Linked DNA regions of Homo sapiens: region 2 is linked to region 1. Evidence: chromatin contacts called from ENCODE Hi-C data. All regions are on one chromosome and are shown on one strand. Each heading gives the region's core, a stretch centred on a gene start or an enhancer-like site at or near the end of the contact. The rest is flanking DNA. Distances are from core to core; before and after follow the strand shown.

Region 1 (5,767 bases), core at 1,336-3,835:
CAAGGAATAGGGAAGAACCAGAAAAAGAAGAGAGGAGAGGGTGGGCAGATGGGAGAAAGAGGGGGCTGAAAGTGAAGGGCAGAAAGCCAACACTGGCCCAGGTCTCTACTCTGTTTAGGAACAGCTCTACCTAAGAGCAGGCCAGGGTAAGGAATGAGTCCATCCACGTGGATTGGAGGCATTGTAATACAGTAGTGAAGAGCATACCCTCTGGAGTCAGACTGCCTGGCTGGGAATCCTGCCTCTGCCTCTTATAAGCTGTGGGACATTGGGCAAGTTATGTAACCTCTCCAGGCCCCAGTTTTCTTATTTATAAAACGGAGGTATTAAAAGTAGTGGCAAAACTGCACTCACTTTTGCACCGACCTAATACTATAGTAGCTACCTCATAGGGATGTTAAAAGTATTATAAGAGCTTTAAGTGCTTAACATAGTCCCTGAATCCTAGTACAGTCATGAGTCTCTTGCATTATTCGGTGATTTTGTCATTGTGCAAACATCAGAGTGTACTTACACAAACCTAGGGAGTATAGCCTACTACACACCTAGGCTATATGCTACAGCCTACTGCTCCTAGGCTACAAACTTGTACAGCACATTATTGCACTATACTAGGCAATTATAAGACAATGGTAAGTATTTGTGTATCTACACAGATCTAAACATAAAAAGGTACCATAAACATATGGTATTATAATCTTATGGGACCATCATCATATATGTCGTCTATTGTTGACCAAAACTTTGTTATGCAAAGCATGACTGTACTGTTCTCTCTGCCCATTGTGACCCAGCTGTTGAGATTAAGTTGTAAGTGTATAAAACTACATGTTGTTGAAGAGGAGGAACTTTTCCTCTACTCTGTTGGGTTTAGTCAGTGGGGGCTTGTGAATTTGACTGACACAAGACAAACTAATAGTAGAAAAGAAATATAAATGTATTAACTTTTTAAAATTTTACATTCCTGGGAATTCACAGAAAAGAAGTGAAACTCAAAGAAGTGGTTAGACTAGGGAGCTTATATATCCTTCTTTTTTTTTTTTTTTGAGACGGAGTCTTGCTCTGTCACCCAGGCTGGAGTGCAGTGGCGAGATCTCGGCTCGCTGCAAGCTCCGCCTCCTGGGTTCACGCCATTCTCCTGCCTCAGCCTCCCGAGTAGGTGGGACTATAGGCGCCTGCCACCATGCCTGGCTAATTTTTTGTATTTTTAGTAGAGACGGGGTTTCACCGTATTAGCCAGGATGGTCTCGATCTCCTGACCTCGTGATCTGCCCGCCTCAGCCTCCCAAAGTGCTGGGATTACAGGCTTGAGCCACTGCGCCCGGCCTATATATCCTTCTTAACGAAGGAAAGAGGGTTTGGGCCTCAGGAAAAATAAATTAACTGAAAGTGACTAGGAAATACATGAGAGAACTAATGAAAAATAAGGGTTATTTTAGTAAGGTTTGTTTATGCAGACTTGGTGCCGGCTCTCCATCACCAGCGATAACAGTCGTGTTCCTCATCCTGGTTTAGGAGAGGGGAACTTATACCACCTTCACCAGGGGAAACTCATGCCCTGCTTTTAGACAGATAAAGGGAGAGCAGAGACCTCTTCCTGTATATGTTGATCTTTAACTGCCTTCAGCTCAAAATAATCCTTAAGCTAAAGAGGTGCGTTTTGAGGTGGCATATCCTGATCTCCTTCAACATAAAGACTAGCTAATGTATGTTGATGGTGAAACCGATGGCCTAGATTTCACAAGCGCCTCACACTGACCCACGGGGCCATCTGTTCACCAGTATGTGAAGCAGGTCATAATGAAGGAAAAAGGTTTGAAAACTACAGTGATCTAGGGGAACTTAGTACAACAACTTTTCAGGAAACTTTTTGGCATGTATATCGCATGAGTGGAGGCTATGGGTAGTAGGAGTTGAGGGAGGTCAGCAGCTGCCTGTAACTGACTGACCACTGGTGTAGTGGGAGGACCACTCAACTGGGTGGGATGATGGAATGGTCCACCTTTTATAGGCATTGCACTTTTCTGAGCTTCACTTCCCTCACCCATCACATAAGCATCCTATTAGGTTAGTGCAAAAGTAATTGCGGTTTTTGCCATTACTTTTCATGTCAAAACCGCAAATACTTTTGCACCAATCTAATAATACCTTCCACAGAGCACTGTGAGGGTTAAATAAAGTAGTGCCAGCGGAAAGAAAACTGAGAAACATAGGATCATTCTTACAGTTTCCTCACTGCATTCTTTTACCCAAATCACTTTTCAGGGATTCCTGAAACATGAATTTAAAGATTACCAATAAGTAGGCTGTAAATCTCCAGTGCTTAGTAACTAACGCCAAGAGTAACTGGGAAAGATTTGCTTTATTTGTTTTTGTGTTTTGGAATTTTATTTATGTGTTTTGCTTTGCTTTGTTTTTAGGAAGGCCAGGAAGAAGAAGGGAGAGGAAATATTTACAGACAGCAAATAGGCTTTTCCTGAGAAATCTATGGTGACCAGGGAAGCAGCTAGACAAATGCCCAAGTTTCATTTCTGTCTCATTCCTCCTGGGTTTAGTCCCCAGGGAGGAGTTTGGGACTCAGGCCAACCCAAGCCACAAGCCAGGCTCACTCAGGACTATTTATAGAGCTGGGTTGTTGGGTAGCTCTCTTTCTACATGAATATTTCCAGCTCTTTCTGATTCAAAACAGCTCTTGACAGCCCTGGCCCATAACAGTGTATGTTTAAGTGCTTTTACATATCAATATCCTGGCTCTCACTGGATGCATAAATTAAAACAATGTTAGTCTTTCTGGTTTATTCCATTGAGTAAAATAAATTAGTCAGTAGTAACCATGCATTGTTCTCCTTTGTATTATAAGGAGAAATATTTAGCTTTGTTGTCACTGACTTAGCCTTTTCCATCTCCTAGAAAGATAAAAACCCATCTGTAACAAAGGCTTCAACTGTACTTGTTTTAAGCATGTTCTAAGATTCCTCCTCTCCCTTAAAAAGGATTCTGAGATTACAGTGTCTCCTCTCTCCAATTTAGACGGCATTATGAATTATGGATATACCATCCGCTGAGGCCACCAGTCACCGGTATTGAACAGTTTTGATGAAATACTGTGACCAGCTTAAATTGTTTTTCAGAGACTCAAATAGACTATTGATAAAACAGCTCCAGCTGCCAGACCCACCCCCTGGTAATGAGTGTGTCTTTATTTGGTGAGAAAGTGTGGGCTTGCTAGGCTAGCCTTGAATTGTCACCAAAAGTGAAGAAGGGAATGGAGATAGAGACCTCATGGGACTAAGGATGAGAGGCCCTTAAATCCTCTTTTTGGGGGCTTATCTTGCACAAGGATGAATTGACTGGGGAAAGAGCAGCACTTATTCTCAGTGTTTTCCTTCTGGCTATGTGACATAAAAATCTACACTAATATCAATTTTCATGGGTAACTAGTGACCCAAGTGACACCAAAATGAATTTCTTAGTAGTAAAAATGTATCATATTGAAAAACAACTTTTCAGAAGAGTGGCCTAGAACCTCACAGGCTTTAAACATCTATTTGTTATAGTATAAGGTGCTGCCACAATATCAGGCCGTACTACATACTTGCTATTCTATTTTTCTAAATTTGTATGTAAACTTGAAACCCAAAACCTGAGAATAGAGGTCAACCGAGTCATGGAGTCCCAAGATTTCCTTCATATCTTCCTCATATTTTTTCTTTTCATATTTGTTTTCCTTTTCAAATTACAAAACTGATAAATGTCGTGCAGAAAATTTGGAAAACACTATAATCCACACTCAGAGGTAACTATTATTAACGGATACGGTTTGGATCTGTGACCCCATCCAAATCTCATGTTGAAATATAATCTCCTTTGCTGGAAGTGGGCCTGGTGGGAGGTGATTTGATCATGGAGTGGTTCTCTCATAAATGGTTTAGTACCATCCCCTTGGTGCTGTTCTTGTGATAGTGAGTCCTCATGAGATCTGGTTGTTGAAGTGTGTGGCACCTCCCCCATCTCTCTTCCTCCTTCTCGGGCCATGTGAAGTACCTTGTTCCCCTTTCGCCTTCTGCCATGATTGGAAACTTCCTGAGGCCTCCCCAGAAACGGAAGCCACCAAGCTTCCTGTACAGCCTGCAGAATCATGAGCCAATTAAACCTCTTTTCTTTATAAATTACCCAGTCTTAGGTATTTCCTTACAGTAATGTGAGAACAGACTAATACGTTAACATCGTATGTCCTTCTAGTCTTTTTTCTTTGCCCATATATGCAGATATACTGTTATACATATATGCATATTTTTTTACAAAACTGATGACATACTCTATATTTTATTTTATTTTATATATAACTTTGTCACTTAGTAAATTATTTTGTAAACATTTTTCTAAGGTGGTACATTTGATTTTTACTGGCTATATAGTAGTCCATCACATGGGTGGACCATAACTTACTTAACAAATCCACTATATCAATATGTTAGGTGGTGTCATTATTATAAAAATTCTATGATGAACATCCTTTTGCGTATATATTTGGCCATAACTCTGCTAATTTCTTTAGGATGAGTTCCATAAGGCATAATTTAAGGCTTTAGTCATAGTATCATCAGGAAATGATGCAGCAGCTAACCCTCCCTCAACTATGTATTAAAGTGCCTGTTTTGCCAACATCCCCATCATGGCTGGATATTGTAATTTTTAAATGATAACTTGTCAGTTTGATACCAAAAAGTAAAAATGGAAATAATATCTCATTGCTTTCACTTTCACTTTTTGTTTCTTAAAGACTCTATTGTATATACTATTTATTAATATTTTTTCTTTTGTGACTAGTTCATTTGTATTATATGCCATTTTTATACTGATCTGTTTATATATTTTTCACAGATTTGCAGGAGCTCTTCATTAAAAAAATCAGAATGACATCAGCAAGATGGCTGAATAGAGACAGTTGGCAATCATCTCTGCCAAGAAAAAGGACCAAGGCAATGAATAAACAGCTAAGGTATGACTGGAGTGTAGAAGAGACAGCACTGGAGTGCAGTGGGAGTGGAGGCACCTCCATGCAGCCCCATCTCTTTCACCAGAACAAGTTGGCCTGGAGACAGGAGGTAGTTCTCCTTGCAGGGAAATGGTAAGCAGAAGAATGCCACCAGCACCCGTTGCCACTGAAAACACTTACAGTTCTTACAACAGGAGAAACACACAGTCCTCACAAGCCCTGAGCCCATTTTGGAGAGCTGCCAGGAATTCACACAGCTACAGTGTTCTGGATTAGGAGCACAAGGTGTGCACTCTCCATACCCCATCCAGCCGCTGTGAGCCAAGCTATAGCAACATGGTGCCATGTTGAGACCAGAGCCACCTCTGGAGTGTGCCTTCCCTGAGGGCCAGTAGCTACTGTACCTGTCCAACACTGGGGCTCCATCTTCATTGCATCAAGCCCACATGGGTGGCTGAACGCCACAACCCCAGCCTGAGCCGATCATCAGCTGAGACTCTGGTCCTACACACCAGGGAACAAACCCATACACATACACTTCCAGCTAGAGGAACAGTCTGCCAGTCCCACCCAGGACAAACCCACACTTGAGCTAGCCGAACTACTGTGTGTCCTCCCCTGAGTGGGAGAAGTCCCTGAGTTACCAAGAAGCTGATATGCCCCCAAAGCCAGTGGTGTAGTTTCATGCTTGTGCTCAGGGCCTGAGAAACAGCCCAGTGGCATCCACCTGCCCGCCTTGGACACATCCCTAGCCTGCCCAAAGGCCTC
Region 2 (5,767 bases), core at 2,161-4,660, 61 kb before region 1:
TAACTAAAGAAAGGACTGGCAAGGCTGAGTGCCATCCCTACATGCAATGCTGATAGGGATGGGCCTGGCTGGAGATGTTCATGCCGCTAGAGCATGACCTGGAAAAAGCCCTGCCAGCTCCACCCCAGACATGAAACAGACACAGGTCCAGGAGCCAGGAGACCCTGTTTGAGTCTCAGCTCTTCCCCTTCATCAAGTCATTCTCCCTCTCTGAGTCTATTTCCTCTTCTGTAAATGAGTGGGTTGGTCTAGATGATCTTTAAAGTACCTTCAGTTCTAAAACTCCAGGGTTTCATGTGCAAGATGGTGGCAGGGTGGGGGTAGAGGTTGCAATGCTTCTTCCCCACTCGTGCTGTGTGTCTGGATAGAGGAAACCTCCTCAGTAGGGGAGATTCTAGATTCTCTTCACCTTGTACTTCCACTGCACGTGTGGAGATGGAAGCTTCTCTGCTTGGTAAATGTGGGGAGAATGGGTGGTCATGTTCAACTCCATCTTCTTGTTTGACACTGGGGCAAGCAGTCCGTCTCCATTTCTGCTCCAAGAGCAGCCCCCTCCCTAGAGCAGGACTGCCTCCAACCAACACTGGTGTTCCTCATTTGGGGGCTCAGAACTAGCAAGGCCTCTTGGCTAACGTGCTAAGGGTACATCCTTTCACCTGGCCTAGGTGTGACTTCATTTACTGAATGCATGATACAGCTGACCTGGCAGAGCTGACTTGAGGGGGGCATGAGCCTTCACCCCATGTGCCAGCATCAAAGGGGCTTCCTCTGTCCTGGCTACTCTTTCATAAAAACAACTTTATGGTTGTTTTCATAAAACACTACCACTATTATCCTCATTTTATAGGTGAAGAAACTGAGGCTCAGAGTTTAATCAACTGGCCCGAGGTCTCACTGCTAGCTGATAGAGTCTTTGTAAGAATTGTATGCACTGTCTCTGAATGTGTTTTTTGACGTTGCATCTCCCAGGCCTGGCTGTGTGACATGAAGGGGCACCATGGATGCAGCCTGTCTGGGGAGCAGCCCCCATTGGCAGCCTGATGGGTGAAGGGAGAAACCAGTCTTCAAAGTCACACCTCCAAGAATCCTGGATCTACTCCTCACCCAGCCCCTACTCAGTAGCAGCTGGCTGCACAGAGGCGACAGGTGGAGCTATCAGCTCCAGAGGAAACCACTTCTCTCCACCGATGTGGGGCAGTGAATGTGGAGGGTGGGGTGGGCAGCCTTGCCGTCTGGCTGAGTTTCTCTCAGGAAGTGCAGCTCACCTGGGGGTCCCTCCTGACTGTGGTCTCCAGCCCTCCCTGTCAGAAGAGAGAAACATCTACCTGGCAAAGCTGTCAGCTGCAGTTAGAATGAACCATCTTCAAACTCCAGCAGCCCCTAGCTTAAATGTTACTTCCTCAGGGAGATGTCTTCATCATCTGGATCAGCAGGTCTGAATTGTGGTGGCCCATTCCAATCCCAGAGGGCTTTAAAAAACAATGATGTCTGGGCTCCTTCCCTTCCCTGGTAAATCAGAATCTCTGGGATTGGCCAGGGTTAGAAACCACTGTTCCAGACAAAGCTCATTCCCTTACCCACCATCCATTCCCACTCCTGGGTTCACATCCCACTTGTCATTTTTACCTGGATGGCTGCGTTAGCTGCTGACCTGTAACCTCCATGAGAGTGGGGGTTGCAGCATGCCCTCCTCTCCAGCACTTGACATGGTTCTTCACACTCAGCAGCAATTCAAAGAACATTTGGCAAATAAGATCAAACAGTGATGACTTGGCATTCAGGACTTTTTCTCAAAAAAATTCAAAATACTTTTACATGGAAAATTGTTTGCATGTGTATTTCATAATCGAAAAACACATTCATAAGCAGCTTATGCAACTCTTACATAAACCTTGTGCGATAAATACTATCACCTAGCTTTGAGACCTTACTCAAGCTAATTAAACTCAACCTCAGTTTCCTCATCTTTAAAATAGGAATAATAGTACCTCCCTCTTAAGGTTATTAAGAAGAATAATTGAAATAACCCTAACACTTAGCACATTGCCTGGCCCACAGTGAGGGTTCAAGAATATTAGCTATTATTGTTGATAATTCACCTCATGTTACAGAAGGTAAACTGAGACTCAAATAGGCAAAGTGCCTTGCCCAAGATCCCACAGGGTTAGGACCCAAACCAATGTCTTCTGACTCCCAATTGTGTATTCTTTCACATTCCAGTTGAGAATGTTTTTGTAAGCTAGGATCTACAATATCAGCCTAGTTTTCCAGATGGGAAAATTCACCACTGAGAGAGGTGAATCAGCACAGTGCATTGGATTAGGCATGAATGGATGTTCCTCTGCTCTGGCATGGGCTAAGAGTGGGCCTTCATCCAGCCCCATTTTCTCCCTGTGCCTCATTTTCTGCCTCTGTAGACTTGAGAGGCTGATCAGGTGATCATGAGTTCTTCTCCAACCCTGACTATGTGAGATGTGTCCAGTGATCCTCTGCATGGTGTGTGGGTGCTCTGCTCCTGCCCCTGGGCAGAGCAGCCTCCTTCCTCCCACAGCATCCACGCTGAGCCCAAAGAGAGGAGATCATAAATCATCCCTCCCTGCCCATAATGCCTTGCTTTTGAAGGAGCCAGGGAAAGATGAGGCTGCCCCTGGGACCACAGGCCCAGCATGTGACGCCCTCCCCCTGCCCAGGCTGCTACATTCATTATGCACATCCTGAGTGAGGAAGCTCTGGGGAGCCCCATTCCAGGAGATGACAGTCTCAGGTTCTTCTTCGAGAGCATTCTACAAGGTAGTAAATAGACACTAATGAGCCTCTGGCTTCTTAATGTGCCGAAGTGTCTCTCTCACTGGTTTTGCCAGTCACGGAGCATCATTCTTCCAGGAAAAGCAGCTCTGGCCTTCCTCAAGTCCAAAAAGAAAAGAAACTAGGCAGAGAGTATATTAAAAACCAGGTAGAAAAAAAGAAAAACATGACCCTGAAACCACACCAATTTGGTGATTTTTTTTCTTTTTGCTGTCCTAGGACTTTTTTAAATATTGAGGAGGTATGACATTTCCAGGGAGAAAACACACACAACAATTTTTTTGTTTTCATTCAGGCAGGAATTAACAAAGAGGTAAATTGCCTCCACTTTTGGCTGTTATCTTTTCTGCTGCCTTGAGCATCTAAATTGTGAACAGGGAAGAGTAGCCAGAAAAGGCCAGCACCTGTGGACAGGCAGGAACCTTTGAGCTGACCCAGGCCACTGAGAGTCACAGGCCTGAGAGCTAGAAGCTGCTCACCTAGATGAGATGACTGGAACAGCCTGTCCCTCTCACTTGAGGTCACATGTAAGTCAGCACATGCCTAACATTCCTTCCCCTCAGCCTCCCTGTACTGCACAGGACTGTTGATGGCCTGCCTCTGGCCAGGCACGAGCTGCTTCCCTTATCCATTCACGCCCATCATGAGCCAAGTATTCAGAACAGGATATCCACCCTACGTCTCATTGCCAACCAGAGGCTTTAGCATTTTGCCTGGTAATTCATTATCTCATCCTCACGCATCCAGTGACAGATCCTCACAGGTCCCAGAGCAGTGAGGAAGAATGGCTACCCTTTACAGAGCACCTCCTCTATGCCAGGTTCTTCACATACCTTCTGTCATCCATTCATTCTGCAAATATCTACTAAATCCCTGCTATGGGCCAGGCATTATGCTATGCTTGGTACTGGGGATACGATACTGAGTAATTTAGACAAATCCCTTACCCTTACAGAGTTAATAGACCTTATCTCAGATCTTCTCAAGAAATCTATATGGGGGATATTATTATTCCCATTTTACAGATGTGAAAACTGAGGCTTAGAGAGATTAAATAATTTGCCCAAGATCACATAGCCAAAAAGAAAGTCAAGATTTGAACCTAGATCTATTTTTACCCAAAATCTGTGTCATTTTTACTATACCACATTATTTTTTAGCAAATATAGGAAAGTGGGTCTCTTGATCCTGCATTTTTGGGGCTTTACTCACTGAATTTTACACATTGGAATGCATGTCTTAAGTTTCTTTCTACCTGGTGCCTAGCACAACATGCTGCATAACAGGCACCTAATTAGGTGGATGAATTAATTTAATATATTAACTCACTGTGAGCCCCAGACCAGTCACCTGCCCTTCTCATCTTCCTCTCTAGCCACCTCTCCCTCTTCACAGCCATGGGTGTAGGCTCGCCTGCACCCTCCACACCAGCTTCCTCACATGCCATTCACTCCTCACCCCACCAGAGATGCTTTCTACAAGACAGCCAGAAACTTCTTTGTCATTAAATCCAATGGGTGCCTTTCCACACTCATCTTCCTCATCCTTTCACAACATGTGACTCCTGGGAATTCTGCTGCCCAGGCTGCCAGGACTCCTACATCTCTGGCTGTTCCTCCTTGGTTCCTTTTTAATTACTCTTCCATTGCTTCTCAATAAATACAGTTTCCCTGGGGTTTTGGTGCCGGCTTTCTCCTCTCCTCAACTCTTGGTTTCTTTTTTTCCTTTTGAGATGGAGTTTCGCTCTTGTTGCCCAAGCTGGAGTGCAATGGCATGATCTCGGCTCACTGCAACCTCCGCCTCCCAGGTTCAAGAGATTCTCCTGCCTCAGCTTCCCAAGTAGCTGGGATTACAGGCACGCACTACCACTCCCGGCTAATTTTTTGTATTTTTAGTAGAGACGGGATTTCACCATGTTGGTCAGGCTGGTCTTGAACTCCTGACCTCAGGTGATCCACCCGCCTTGGCCTCCCAAAGTGCTGGGATTACAGGCATGAGCCACCGCGCCCAGCTCTCCTCAACTCTCTACTTTCTCCCTGGGCAACCACACTCCCACTCAGCTCTCTCAAATCTCTATCTCACCCAACATTTAGATGGTGAGCCTGAACTCAAGGCACCCTCCCACAAGGCTGTCCTCTTTCCTACGTTACATGCAAGAATTAGTGACATCCTTGTCACTCAGACACTGAAGCCTCCTCCTTCTCCCTCACCTCCACATTCCATCTAGCAACAAGCCTTGTCCATTCCACTCCTCAGGCATGTCTTGAACTGTCTCCTTCTCTCTTTCACGACCACTACCTAATGCTGGGGCTTCGTCATTGTGTCCTACCATCACTGCGACAGCCACCGACTGATCCCATTTCCCTCAGTGAGTCTGACCTCCTTCAGTCCAGCCTCCACCCTGAAGCTGGAAGAAGCTTTCAAAAACTACAAATCTGTTCATCACTCTCCTGCTCTAAATTATCTTAGAGGATTTCCCCTTGGTTCAAACTCATTACCATGGCTCCTAGGACTTTTGACGATCCTACCCCTGCCCACCTTTCTGGCATCATTTTTTTTCACCCTCCACCTCCATCCTGCATGCTATGCTCTGACTGTACTAAAACAGGTTGCAGTTCCCATACCATGCCAAACTCTCCACCCCAATATATCTCTGTACTTGCTGTTTCTTCTACTTGTAAAGCCTTCTCTGACCGCCTTTATCCTTCAGGATTCAGTTCAGTCTCATCTCCTGTAGGAAGACTTCCCTCGACCTTCAGTCCTAGAAGAGGGGCTGTCCTCTGGGCTCTCATCCTTCTCGTGCATTCCTTTCTCATAGCATCTAACACTCTGCTCTATAAGACCACATTATTGGACTTCAAGGTCCTCATGGGCATAAACTCTCTTTTTCATCTCTGTGCTTGCAAACCCTCATACTGCTGTGAAACTTGGTATATAGAAGATGCTCAGTGGAAGAATGAAT

The links. A loop is a pair of places that touch in the nucleus more often than their neighbours do. Pooled maps may share reads with other maps.
Region 2: a map of heart left ventricle shows a loop between it and region 1 (2.4-fold over the local background). The contact joins two enhancer-like sites. A Hi-C loop is called at or near these places in 9 of 168 maps with a recorded cell type or tissue (Right ventricle myocardium inferior, ascending aorta, heart left ventricle and 3 more), 1 of 37 single-sample maps with no recorded cell type and 1 of 50 pooled maps.

Annotation. Positions count from the first base shown.
Region 1 is chr5:71,827,694-71,833,460 of GRCh38, reverse strand. No RefSeq gene overlaps it. Among named protein-coding and RNA genes, the nearest start is that of CARTPT, 110 kb to the right of the region's middle. Within about 2 kb of position 2,585, at least 17 of the 41 ENCODE cell types and tissues checked have a DNase peak (open chromatin) inside an H3K27ac peak, as active enhancers do; they include heart left ventricle and heart right ventricle, where a contact is called at or near this core.
Region 2 is chr5:71,889,699-71,895,465 of GRCh38, reverse strand. No RefSeq gene overlaps it. Among named protein-coding and RNA genes, the nearest start is that of CARTPT, 170 kb to the right of the region's middle. Within about 2 kb of position 3,410, at least 3 of the 41 ENCODE cell types and tissues checked have a DNase peak (open chromatin) inside an H3K27ac peak, as active enhancers do; they include heart left ventricle and heart right ventricle, where a contact is called at or near this core.